Linked DNA regions of Homo sapiens: regions 1 and 2 are each linked to region 3. Evidence: chromatin contacts called from ENCODE Hi-C or POLR2A ChIA-PET data. All regions are on one chromosome and are shown on one strand. The core of a region is the stretch at or near the end of the contact, and the rest is flanking DNA. Distances in the headings are between cores, read along the strand shown. Region 1 overlaps RDUR (RIG-I dependent antiviral response regulator RNA). Region 2 has its middle 42 kb from the start of RDUR. Region 3 holds the start of RDUR (RIG-I dependent antiviral response regulator RNA).

Region 1 (3,419 bases), core at 236-2,735, 48 kb after region 3:
CACTAGAGGTGAGTAAGAGGAAGATAAAGTTGAGGGGTGGATGGGGAGGAGAACTTCAGTGTACTCTCCTGAGGTCAGGTGGCATCATATTGTTTCTTGCTGGGCCTGGCTGTGTCTAGGTCTTCTGCTCTCCATCAGTACGAAATCTAGGGCAACTGCAGAATTTCTCGTTTCATGATTAGTTTGTGTATTATATGCAAATTGCCAAAAGACTGATCAGATATTTACATGGTCTATTCAATTTGGATTTTGTTAACTAAATGCTGTGAATTTTTTTAATTAATTTTTTTTTTGAGACAGAGTCTCGCTCTGTTGCCCAGGCTGGAGTGCAGTGGCACAACCTCGGTTCACTGCAAACTCCGCCTCTTGGGTTCAAGCAATTCTCTTGCCTCAGCCTCCCAAGTAGCTGGGATTACAAGCATGTGCCACCACGCCTGGCTAATTTTTGTATTTTTAGTAGGAACGAGGTTTCTCACCATGTTGGTCAGGCTGGTCTTGGACTCCTGACCTCAAGTGATCTGCTCACCTCAGCTTCCCAAAGTGCTGGGATTACAGGAGTGAGCCACAGCAAATTAAAATTAAAATTAATTTGTTAATTTTTGTTAATTAAAACTACTATCACAGAAACTGTTATTTACAGCACTTTTAATGAACAAACAGATAAGCCCTGTGGTTACATAGCAATTGACTTTTCTTCTGGCTGTGAAGCCAGAGTAACCACAGAAGAGTCATTTAGTCATGACTTTTGTCTAGATTTTGCTGTTCATGAGAAGGCAGAAGTGGGCTGAACAAGCCATATATTCATTCTGGACTTGAAATGCAGAAGTGTGTGCTCAGTTAGTTTAATTAAAAAATTTCTCAGTTAACATTTAAAAATATTTTTGAATATTTTAAAAATTTTAAGTACTTTATACACTGGCCAGTTATTGAATGCTTGAATGTTTGTTGAAGTTCCCTGTGTTCAAGACTGTTTGCTTCCCTAGAGGAGAAAATAATTAATGTTCTAAAACACAGCATGAACATATTTTATATGTTGAGATAGATAGGCAGCAATAAACTATAAACTAGATGAGATAGTATATCTACACAGCCTCTGAGTTGAGAAAAATTAAAGAATCCTTAAGTTAAACACACACACATGTGCACGCACACACACACACACACATACCCAGAAACACAGAAATGGGTCCCATAAGGAAAAAGGTAATTTATTGTACATGATGCTGTAGTTTCTAGAGACTTAGAGTGTTGTCTGGCTAGCGACTAAAGTAAGAGTCTGGTTTTGACTCCTAGTTGAGCACAGGTGCCAAGGTGGGTCATTTTTCAAAGGGTGGTGTTCTCATAGTGGTACCCTTTTTGTCTCTAGTGTTGAAGTGGTGATGTTGATGCTTCTGAGGAGATAGTATTTTCTCCCAGCCCCGACAACTGCGCTTGCAGAGATCAAGCCTGACCCAGAGATAGTGTCTCACAGCTTTTTGGCTGTATTCATTGGTAAAGAGTCAGTTGCTTGTCATCAGTAATAACAAGTTTCAGTTTCATCACAGGAAAATGTGAGCCAGGAAGGGCATTTAGAAATCAACCAAAGTTGGCTGGGTGTGGTCGCTCATGCCTGTAATCCCAGTGCTTTGGGAGGCCAAGGTGGGATGATTGCCTGAGCTTAGGAGTTTGAGACCATACTGGGTAACATAGTGAGACTGACTACAAAAAAAAAAAAAAAAAAAAAAGGTGAGAGAGAGAAATCAACCAAAGGCCTGTGGGAGACTGACCATTGTCATAGGTGGAAGGCTAAACAGGGTTGTGGGAGTTTCAGAAATGGGGGAGCATTGTAGTTTGAAGTGATGGAGGAGGGCCAAACAGAAAAATAAAAAATCACCTCAGCAGGGAAGCGTGAAGTACAATAAACATATGGATGAAAACAGAACAAGACATGAAAACTTATTTAGTTTTTAAATTTCTGCACACAGGAGAAAGTACGTGCTATGAGTTGGCTCCTTTCACCATACCAAGATGCCTATGCTAGAAGCTTTGAGTGCTGCTTAAAATATTGCTACAAGGTCATGCAGCCTCTGAAGGAGCTTCTTAAGCTGGCCCTAAGTATTATGTTACTATCTTTCTATGCTTTCTTTTTTCCCTGGAGAATAGGTTTAGTTTATGATCCCAACTCCTACTTCTCTGTAGATAATGCTTGCCTCTATTTCTCCAGCCCCCAATTTTCACCTGCGTTCAAACACTATTTTTAGCTGCCTTCTTAGATGCCTTCATTATTATGAACTCATTCAGAAATCATTGTGTCCAAGCCTGAATTTATCTTCCTTTAAAACCTCCCTAAGTTTCTCCCAGTTTTATCTGTGTAATACTGAAATAGTTTAAGTCCCTAAAAACATTCATTACCTCATCCTATACAATTTCCTTGAAATAGTTCTTTACTTACTTTGTTTTATCTTCCTTCCCCTTTTTACTGTCACCTTTAAAACCTCACATTCTCAAGTAATAACCTCTTACCTTATCTTCCTACTGCTAGATAGAGACTCTCCAAACATTATTTCTACTATGAAACCATTTATTGCTTTCCATAGCCTAAAGGGGAGACCATGGATCCTGAGTGGCCTACAGAGAGGTAGGCTCGATAAGAAGGAGATGGAGCGTGTTATAAAGGCGTCTGTCACCACACACATATGGATTTCTCAAGTTTCATATTGAGCTGGCTCAGTGCTCCATCAAAGTTGGAGGCAATGATTGAAGTCAGAGACCTGGTGCAAATTTAGAGACTTGGTGCAACCCAGTCAGAGACCTGGGTTAAGCAGCCTGGTACAAATTTCGGATAAATACGTGGTCTCTGTTGTACTTATCACACATGAAATGGGAAGGTGAGGAGTAAAAATGGGATTATGCCACTGCAGGGTGGATTTGAATTAGACAAAGGAGAGACAGCTGAAGAGATACAGGGCTGTGAGAACATGTATAAGTTAGTTTTTCCATTCCTTAAACCCACACTAAGGCCTTTCCTGACAGGCATTTCTCCCTTCCTTGATTTATTTTTCTCCATACCAGTTATTCCTACCTGACACATTCTATATTTTTCTTTTGTTTTGTCTCCCCCCAAGTAGAATGAAAGCTCCATCAAGGCAGGAATTTTGTCTGTTTTGTTCACTGCTGTCTCCCCAGTTCCCAGAACCATAACTGGCACAAGGCATATGCTCAATATTTATGTAAATATTTATAAATATTTGTTGAACAAATGAATGGATACACTCTCTAGCATGACATCTTATTTATTTATTGGTAAGTCTGATCACTTCTACCCTCAAACATGTTAAATTTATTTCTTTTCTAAAGAATTCCTTGTAGAATTTTCTACTTTCTCCTCAGCTATCCAAATTCCATCCTATTTTGGGTTCTGGTCAGGCTGCATTATTACT
Region 2 (3,518 bases), core at 49-2,548, 42 kb before region 3:
TACCTCCCACCAGGTCCCTCTCCTGACCTGTGGGATTACAATTCGACATGAGATTTGAGAAGGGACACAGAGCCAAACCATATCAGCTATTATGAGTAATCTTCTATGAGCATTCACATACAAGTTTTTGTGTGGATGCACATTTTTATTTCTCTTGAGTAGATACCTAGAAGAAGAATTGCTGGATCTTATGGTTAATTTATGTTTAACTTTTAAACTGTTTTCCAAAGTAGCTGTACCATTTTACATATCCTGCAACGATGTATGAAGGTTCCAGTTTCTCTATGTCTGTACCAACACTTGCTATTGCCTGCCTTTTGGATTATAGCCATTTTAATGGGTGTGCAGTGGTATCTTACCTTGGCTTTAACTTGCATTTCCCAGCTGGGTACAGTAGCTCATGCATGTAATCCTAGCATCTTGGGTGGCTGAGGCAGGCAGATCATTTGAGCTCAGGAGCTTGAGACCAGCCTGGGCAATGTGGTGAAACCCTGTCTCTACAAAAAATACAAAAATTAGCCAGGCAAGGTGGCACACACCTGTGGTTCCAGCTACTCAGGAGGCTGAGGTGGCAGGATCGTTTGACTCCAGTTGAGGCTGGAGTGAGCCGTGATTGTGTCACTGCACTACAGTCTGGGTGACAGAGTAAGACCCTGTCTCAAAAAAAAGAAAAAAAAAAGAATTTGCATTTCCCTAGTAACAAATGATGTTAAGCATCTTTTCTTGTGCTTATTGGTCATTCAGATATCTTCTTTAGTAAAATGTTTATTCAAATGTTTTGCCCACTTTAAAAATTGAGTTTTCTTCTTACTATTAAATTGTAAGAGTTCTTTATATATTCTGGATACAAGTCCCTTACCAGATACATGACTTACAAGTATTTTTCTCCCAGTATGTGATTTACCTTTTTATTTTGTTAATGGTATCTTTTGAAGTGCAAAACTTAAAAAAATTTGATAAATTCCAATGAATGTTGATTCGTTTTGAATTAATTTTTTGTGTATGATGTGAGATAAGGGTTTGGATTCATCTTTGTCTTTCTGTATATCTAATTATTGCAGCACCATGTGTTGAAAAGATGGCTTGTCTTTTGCTGGCTTCACTTTTATTTTATTTTATTTGTGCCTTTAAAGAAAAGGTGAAGTAGGCATAAATAATTTATGAACAAAAATGAAGATGGTCTCTGTGTTGAATTTCTAAATGCTTACATGAGAGAATGAGCATCATCAGACTGACGTGTTAACAATAATTTGAACCACAATTTTATTTTGTTCTCTTCTTCTTCCCCATTCCCTCCCCAACCCTGTAGTTAACATCTGCTTCTCTCCTGTAAGAGGAAGTGAAAGATTTAGGTCAGGCCCCAAACCAAACTATCTTTACTGCACTCTTCCCTTTTAAGAAAAAAAAAACCCACCCTGCTGGGTCCGTTTAGCACTAAATTACCCTACATCAACGGTTCTATTGTGATTTTTGGAAGTTGGCCTTCCCCCGGAAGCAGAACTGCTGTTGCTGGGACTGGGTGTTATGAAATCAATCTAGCTGGTCACTTTGAAGGATGCTGACAGGAGTCAAGAGAGACGATCCTTCAAGTATCACAGGACTTTCCCTTATATTTGCTTTACAGATGAATTTCTTACAAGAAATATCTCAGAGGAATATTACCAGAGCTGGAGATCTTCCACATTCAGATCCTACATGTATCTGTGGTGCTGGGCAGAGGTAACCCCAAGTAAGAATAGGTTCAGTTGACTGATACAAGGCAGCAAGACTGGCATCCTTGGGGAAGTCTGTCTCTGGAAAGATATTATCCATCCTGCTATCTTAAGTCATTATAAAGAACAGGATGATTGCATCTTCCTTTATGGATATGTACTGGGTTCCTCTCTTTTATGGTGCTGACCTAGCAGCTATAACTGGGGTATCTTTCTACTCTGGCTTTGACAAATATCCCTCACAATCAGGGCTGTGGCATAATAATGATAAAAATCATAGCTAATATGCATATAGCATATACCTTATTATATACCAGCAACCCTTTTCCTGTCTTACATATATTAACTCATATAACTGTGTCTTGGCTATACGTATTAAAATGAATTATTGAGAGGAGTAGTGATATAGAAGCAATTGACATATTATTTGGACTGTATGGGGAACTCCATCTCCTAAAAGAGCTTTGAGACCAGAAGGAAAGGCCTGAGACAGTACTTGAGGGGTAAAGGTGAACAGAAGGGTTGTTTTTTAGGGTCTCATATTCTTTCATCTCTAGAACTCATTCAAGACAAAAGTTACAGGGAGAAGACACTGATCTTCATTTCCCAGCTTTGGTTAGACATATTCTTTTAGAATCCTTCTTCAAGGGCCTCCAGAATCCCTGTCATCCCTCATTTCCAGGCATTCACCTTAGTGCCTGCTTTCCCTGCTGTGGCATGGGGCCATTCCCCAGCTATCCAGGTTTGTCCTTGGCAGGTTGGGGTCTCCCTCGATGCTTTCCTGTCCTGTCTTTCAATGTGACAACTGTTTGCTAGAAGGGGGCAGTTTCAGCATTAAGGGTGAGGTCCTGTAACATTTTAACTCACTGCTGGCCCAAACAAAAGATTTCACCAAGTTTAAGATTTTAGTAATATACAAACATTTTGGCTTATTTTAGGCTATTAGCCAGTTTGTTCCATTTTAGTATAAGATTCAGAAGCTAGTTTCTGGGAGAAAACGAAAGGAGAGGGGAGAGGCTGAGGGCATACGGTGTCTGAAACAAGAAGAGCTGAAAAGGAAGGAAAGATTGGAAAGCCTTTGTCTACATCAAAATTTTGCTGAGGTCTTTCCCTGACAGAAAGGCTAATAAGAGATGCAGGTAGGTCCTTCATTCCTGCCCCCAGATCACACCAATGTTATTAACTATGGTCTCCTACAAACCGTGCACTCAACTTTGTTGTCTAACACAGGAGAATGACTCAAATGAGGGGAATGTCCAGACCCATGAAAGTCAGGTTATTGCAAATGGAGGTAGGCAACTAGTTTTAGACAGGTGCTTCCAGAGAAGACATGCTTTAGATGGCAATCTCCTCACTGATACATGAAGGCAGACCCTGCCAAGCTGGGTATATGATCAAGATGGTCTTAAAGTTCCCCTCAGCTTGACTAAATTTTAGACAGGCTTCTTCCCGAGTATAGGCCCTTGAGCTCTCTTTTTCTTAGAGCATGTACTTCATTTTTCCTTTCTTTTTTCCCCCCTTTTTCATAGAACTGTAGTTCAGAAGGAAGAATATTTACTGTAGAAAGCTTGTAATTGTAAATTCTTTGGCCCTCTGAGAGGTCAATCTTCTCCCAACCTCTTGCAAGTTTTATAACCCAGGAATGTCTTTCACAAGGACCTGGGAGCCGCCACTTTGCAATGTAATTATCAAGAAAGACAGCTCCCCTATTTCCCAGTCTCTGTGGGACCATAGGAGCCTAGCTTTAATACATGAACAAGCACCAGCTAGCAAACACAGATGGCCTACTCCCACTGGCCAGCGCTA
Region 3 (3,617 bases), core at 911-3,410:
CTTAACCCCTTGTAATATGGTTTCTACCTTTACCCCTCTATGAAACCACCTTCTGGAAAATCACTGAGAGTTTAGTTTCATATCCAACAAATCTAATGGACTTGTCTCAGTCCTCATTCTCCCTGTTGTCTCTGCAGAAATTTCAGTTTGTTGAATGTTCTCCTTCTATAGCCTCTGTGATACCATAGCCTGCTGGTTCTTTTATCTTTCTGGAAACTTCTCTTCCACCTCCTTCACTAGCTGCTTTTTCTTTCTACTGCTCCATAAATAAAATAAAATCTTCTCCACATTCTTTGCCTCATGTGACTTCTTATCTACTCACATTGCTTTACACATGAATTTCTTCAATCTTTTTTCCCTTCATCTCAAAATCTTTCTCCTGATGATTCTAAAATCTAGCAATTTCCAATTGCTGTTAAGACTTTCTTACTTAGGTAACCAGCCAGGATTTTAAACTCAGTGTATCTAAAATGAAGCCCATTAACTTATGTTCATCAAACTCCAAACTCCAACTGATTGTCTCTATTTTGTTTTTATAAATGACACCACTATTAATGAATCATCTTTCACAACTCACAAGTAATTTTTTATTCGTCCTTACTTCTCACACCCTGTGCCTACTAAATTATGGAGTAAGGAAGATTCTATAGGCTTTGTGGTACACAGGGTGGGAAGAGCATCTATTTTGCTGTCAGATAAGTCTGAGTTCAGATCATGGTTTTGCTACTTACTACCCTTTTGGTCTTGAGCCAGTTAGTTAAGCTCACCAGAGTCTTGATATCCTTATGTATAAAGCAGGGAATATAACATTCCCTACCTAGCCAATTGAGAGGATTGGATGAGAGCTGCACATTTTATGTGGAGTCCTAAATAAATACTGATCTCATTCTTTTCCCTAATCGTGGTTATGCCTCTCATACTCACTTTTCTTTTCCATTAAATGGAATAATATGCATCAAGGACCTCATGCAGTTCCTGAAATGCAGATGCTCATTCCACGTTTTTTTTCTCCTTTCTTCCTTCCGTTGTGGCCTGCTCAGTTCAGGACTGTGTTGCTTCTTGTCTGGACAATTGTTGCGGCTCCCGACATGGCTCTTGCTCCTGCTTCAGACATTTGGATTCACCGCATTCACTGCTGGTTGGTTTTTCTTCCTCATGTGTGCTCTGATTAGGACACCCTTCTGCTCAGAAGACTTCACTTATTCATCATTTCCAAGAAAATGAAGTAGGAAAACATGTGGACCAAGTTATCTTAGAGACATATGTGCCATGACTTTCTTACATGTGAGGTCTATTTTGGCCAAGTGGTACCATTCACTGTTCCTTCAACATGTCCTTACTTTTCTATTCTATTAACTTTCCTCCTGGGTCTAGGATTGACAACGATGCAGTCTCAATCTTTGAAATCTATTTCTACCATGATGCTTTCCCTGATTCTTTAAACATATGGGATTTCTCTCTGCTTTGGCCCCCAAAAGACTTTGCACCTCTCATGTTCACCTTAGTTCTCATTTTAGTGGTTATTTATTTACTTGTTCACACTTACCCATTCCTCCCTTCATGATACAATAAGGTTTTGAGCCTGTGTCTAATTAATATATCTATATTTTTAAGTAGCTAGTCTTGCAGGCCCTGAAAACCTTTTGGTTCAATTAAAATAGTTTAACTTTGATATACAGACCTATGCTTGAAAGTGAAAGTCTTATAGACAACAGAACCACTGTTTATGAGAAGAGAAAGAGAAAAGATAAGAGGAATAATAAGAAAAAAGGGCAGCTTCCTTGGGTTATGAGGTAATTATTGGAATTCGGTCAGAAAAGTAAGAAATAGAAATAAGTACGTGTCCCAAGAGAAGCAGCAATACCTAGGATTATGCTGACAGAGTGAGGGGGATTTAAAAGCAGTCTCCATTCTAATGCTTTTTAAATTCTCGGCATAGTGTAATGATTACTATTCCAAAACAGAAGATATGTTGGCAAACTGCCCTGTATTTGAAAATAGAGGAAATGCCCTGGAAAGAATGAGATGTGGTAAAGAGAGGAAATGACAATGTACTGAAAAGACTGGGCTGTAAGTCATCACAGCGGCGCCCTGAAACCCGATATGTCAGGCAAGCTGGTGGGATCCTGGGATCCCTCATGTAACGGCACTCATTCTGACAGAAGCAGAGATAAAACAGACTAAGTACACAGAGGAGTTTAAGGTTTCGTGAATGTAAGTGCTGAGTACAGAATGGTGCTCAATAAAAGCTTGTTAATTGATGGACCACAGGTTTGTGACAAGACTTCTCAGAGTCTGATTCTTTCAAGGTGGGATATAAGAGTAAGGTAAGCACCTCAGAAAATGCCTGGGGCAGGTCACTCAGTGTTGCTGGGACTGATGGTGTTGGCTTGGCTTGACTAGGATTTAATAATACAGATGTGCCTCAACTTATGAAGGAGTTAAGTCCCGATAAACCCATAGCAAACTTGAAATACCATGAGTTCAAAATGCATTTAATACACCTAACTGACTGAACATTATCGATTAGCCTGGCCTACCTTACTCATGCTCTGAACACTTACATTAGCCTACAGTTGGGCAAAATAATCTAACACAAAGCCTATTTTATAATAAAGTATTGAATATTACATGTACTTTATTGACTACTGCACTGAAAGTGAAAAACAGAATGATTGCATAGGTATGCAATCATTGAAGTATGGTTTCTACTGAACGCATGTTGCTTTCACACCATTGTTAAGTCGAACTAACACAAATCTTGGACGGTTTGTAGTCATATCTTACCCTTACATAAGCCACTTATTTCACAAACTTAAATCATAAGTAAGAACTTGGATATCATCCAAGAAGGCCTTTGAGTAGCCAAATTAAGTCCGATTAAAAAAGTTCTTTAAGATGAAAAATAGCAGTTTAACCCTGACCAGTCGTTTCTTCTGGTTAAGACAGCACACATCTATATGGTTGACAAAGTTTCATTTCATTATAAACTTGTCTAAAAAGAATAGTATTCAAAACACATTTTTAAGCATAACATAGAGCATTTACTGCTCCATTAGACACACTTTGAAAATCAGAAGGCAATCTCTGAGATGGTGTGGTTTTGGTGAATTCTGCTTAAGTTGCTTGGCATTCAGGTTTTGTGAGGGCTTGGGCTGTGATCGTCATCCCTCCAACAGCTTTGTGTGTCTGAGATTGAATATATACCCATAACTCAGGGAAAATTTGTTTACTCATCATTTTATCATCAAATACACCATTATAAGTTTAGCAAGCAAAGACCAAGAAAAAGGTTAAATTAATATTGATGTTTTAATTTAAATGCAAGATAAAAAAAATCTGGTTAACTTTATTCTCCTAAACAGTTGTTGATGCTTTTTGAACTCTAAAAATGAATTATTTGAAATGATGCCTTTAAAGCTTTCCTTTCTCTATTTCACTTTAGTTTCTACAAGTATATAGGCTTCTCTTTCTAAGAAGATTCAGAAATTATCTTTGAGGAAAACTTCAAGAAATTTCTTTTTGGCCTCTTAAACTGGGCTTTTCATTGAATTCTGGTGCTCTTTGTTAAAATTTGCATGATTGGTTTTTAAATAATTCTGCTAGCATCGTGGTCT

What was found. Hi-C counts contacts between places; a loop is a spot of excess contacts on that map. ChIA-PET counts read pairs that join two places held with the same protein, here RNA polymerase II (POLR2A). Pooled maps may share reads with other maps.
Region 1: a map of GM12878 shows a loop between it and region 3 (3-fold over the local background). The contact joins the enhancer-like site here to the promoter of RDUR in region 3. A Hi-C loop is called at or near these places in 8 of 168 maps with a recorded cell type or tissue (CD4-positive, alpha-beta T cell, GM12878, GM13976 and 5 more), 37 of 37 single-sample maps with no recorded cell type and 17 of 50 pooled maps. POLR2A ChIA-PET finds 5 or more read pairs at or near these places in 9 of 52 experiments (GM12878, HCT116, HEK293 and 6 more).
Region 2: a map of OCI-LY7 shows a loop between it and region 3 (6-fold over the local background). The contact joins the enhancer-like site here to the promoter of RDUR in region 3. A Hi-C loop is called at or near these places in 7 of 168 maps with a recorded cell type or tissue (B cell, CD14-positive monocyte, GM12878 and 3 more), 29 of 37 single-sample maps with no recorded cell type and 13 of 50 pooled maps. POLR2A ChIA-PET finds 5 or more read pairs at or near these places in 11 of 52 experiments (B cell, CD8-positive, alpha-beta memory T cell, GM10248 and 8 more).

The regions. Positions count from the first base shown.
Region 1 is chr3:101,987,331-101,990,749 of GRCh38, forward strand. The region is part of intron 2 of RDUR (RIG-I dependent antiviral response regulator RNA); the gene reads left to right. Among named protein-coding and RNA genes, the nearest start is that of RDUR, 48 kb to the left of the region's middle. RefSeq lists an enhancer at 580-629. Within about 2 kb of position 1,486, at least 3 of the 41 ENCODE cell types and tissues checked have a DNase peak (open chromatin) inside an H3K27ac peak, as active enhancers do; they include GM12878 and mammary epithelial cell, where a contact is called at or near this core.
Region 2 is chr3:101,897,558-101,901,075 of GRCh38, forward strand. No RefSeq gene overlaps it. Among named protein-coding and RNA genes, the nearest start is that of RDUR, 42 kb to the right of the region's middle. Within about 2 kb of position 1,299, at least 3 of the 41 ENCODE cell types and tissues checked have a DNase peak (open chromatin) inside an H3K27ac peak, as active enhancers do; they include B cell, CD14-positive monocyte and OCI-LY7, where a contact is called at or near this core.
Region 3 is chr3:101,938,699-101,942,315 of GRCh38, forward strand. It overlaps RDUR (RIG-I dependent antiviral response regulator RNA), which reads left to right and starts at 2,161. Exons shown (of 4, transcript NR_026934.1): 1 at 2,161-2,327.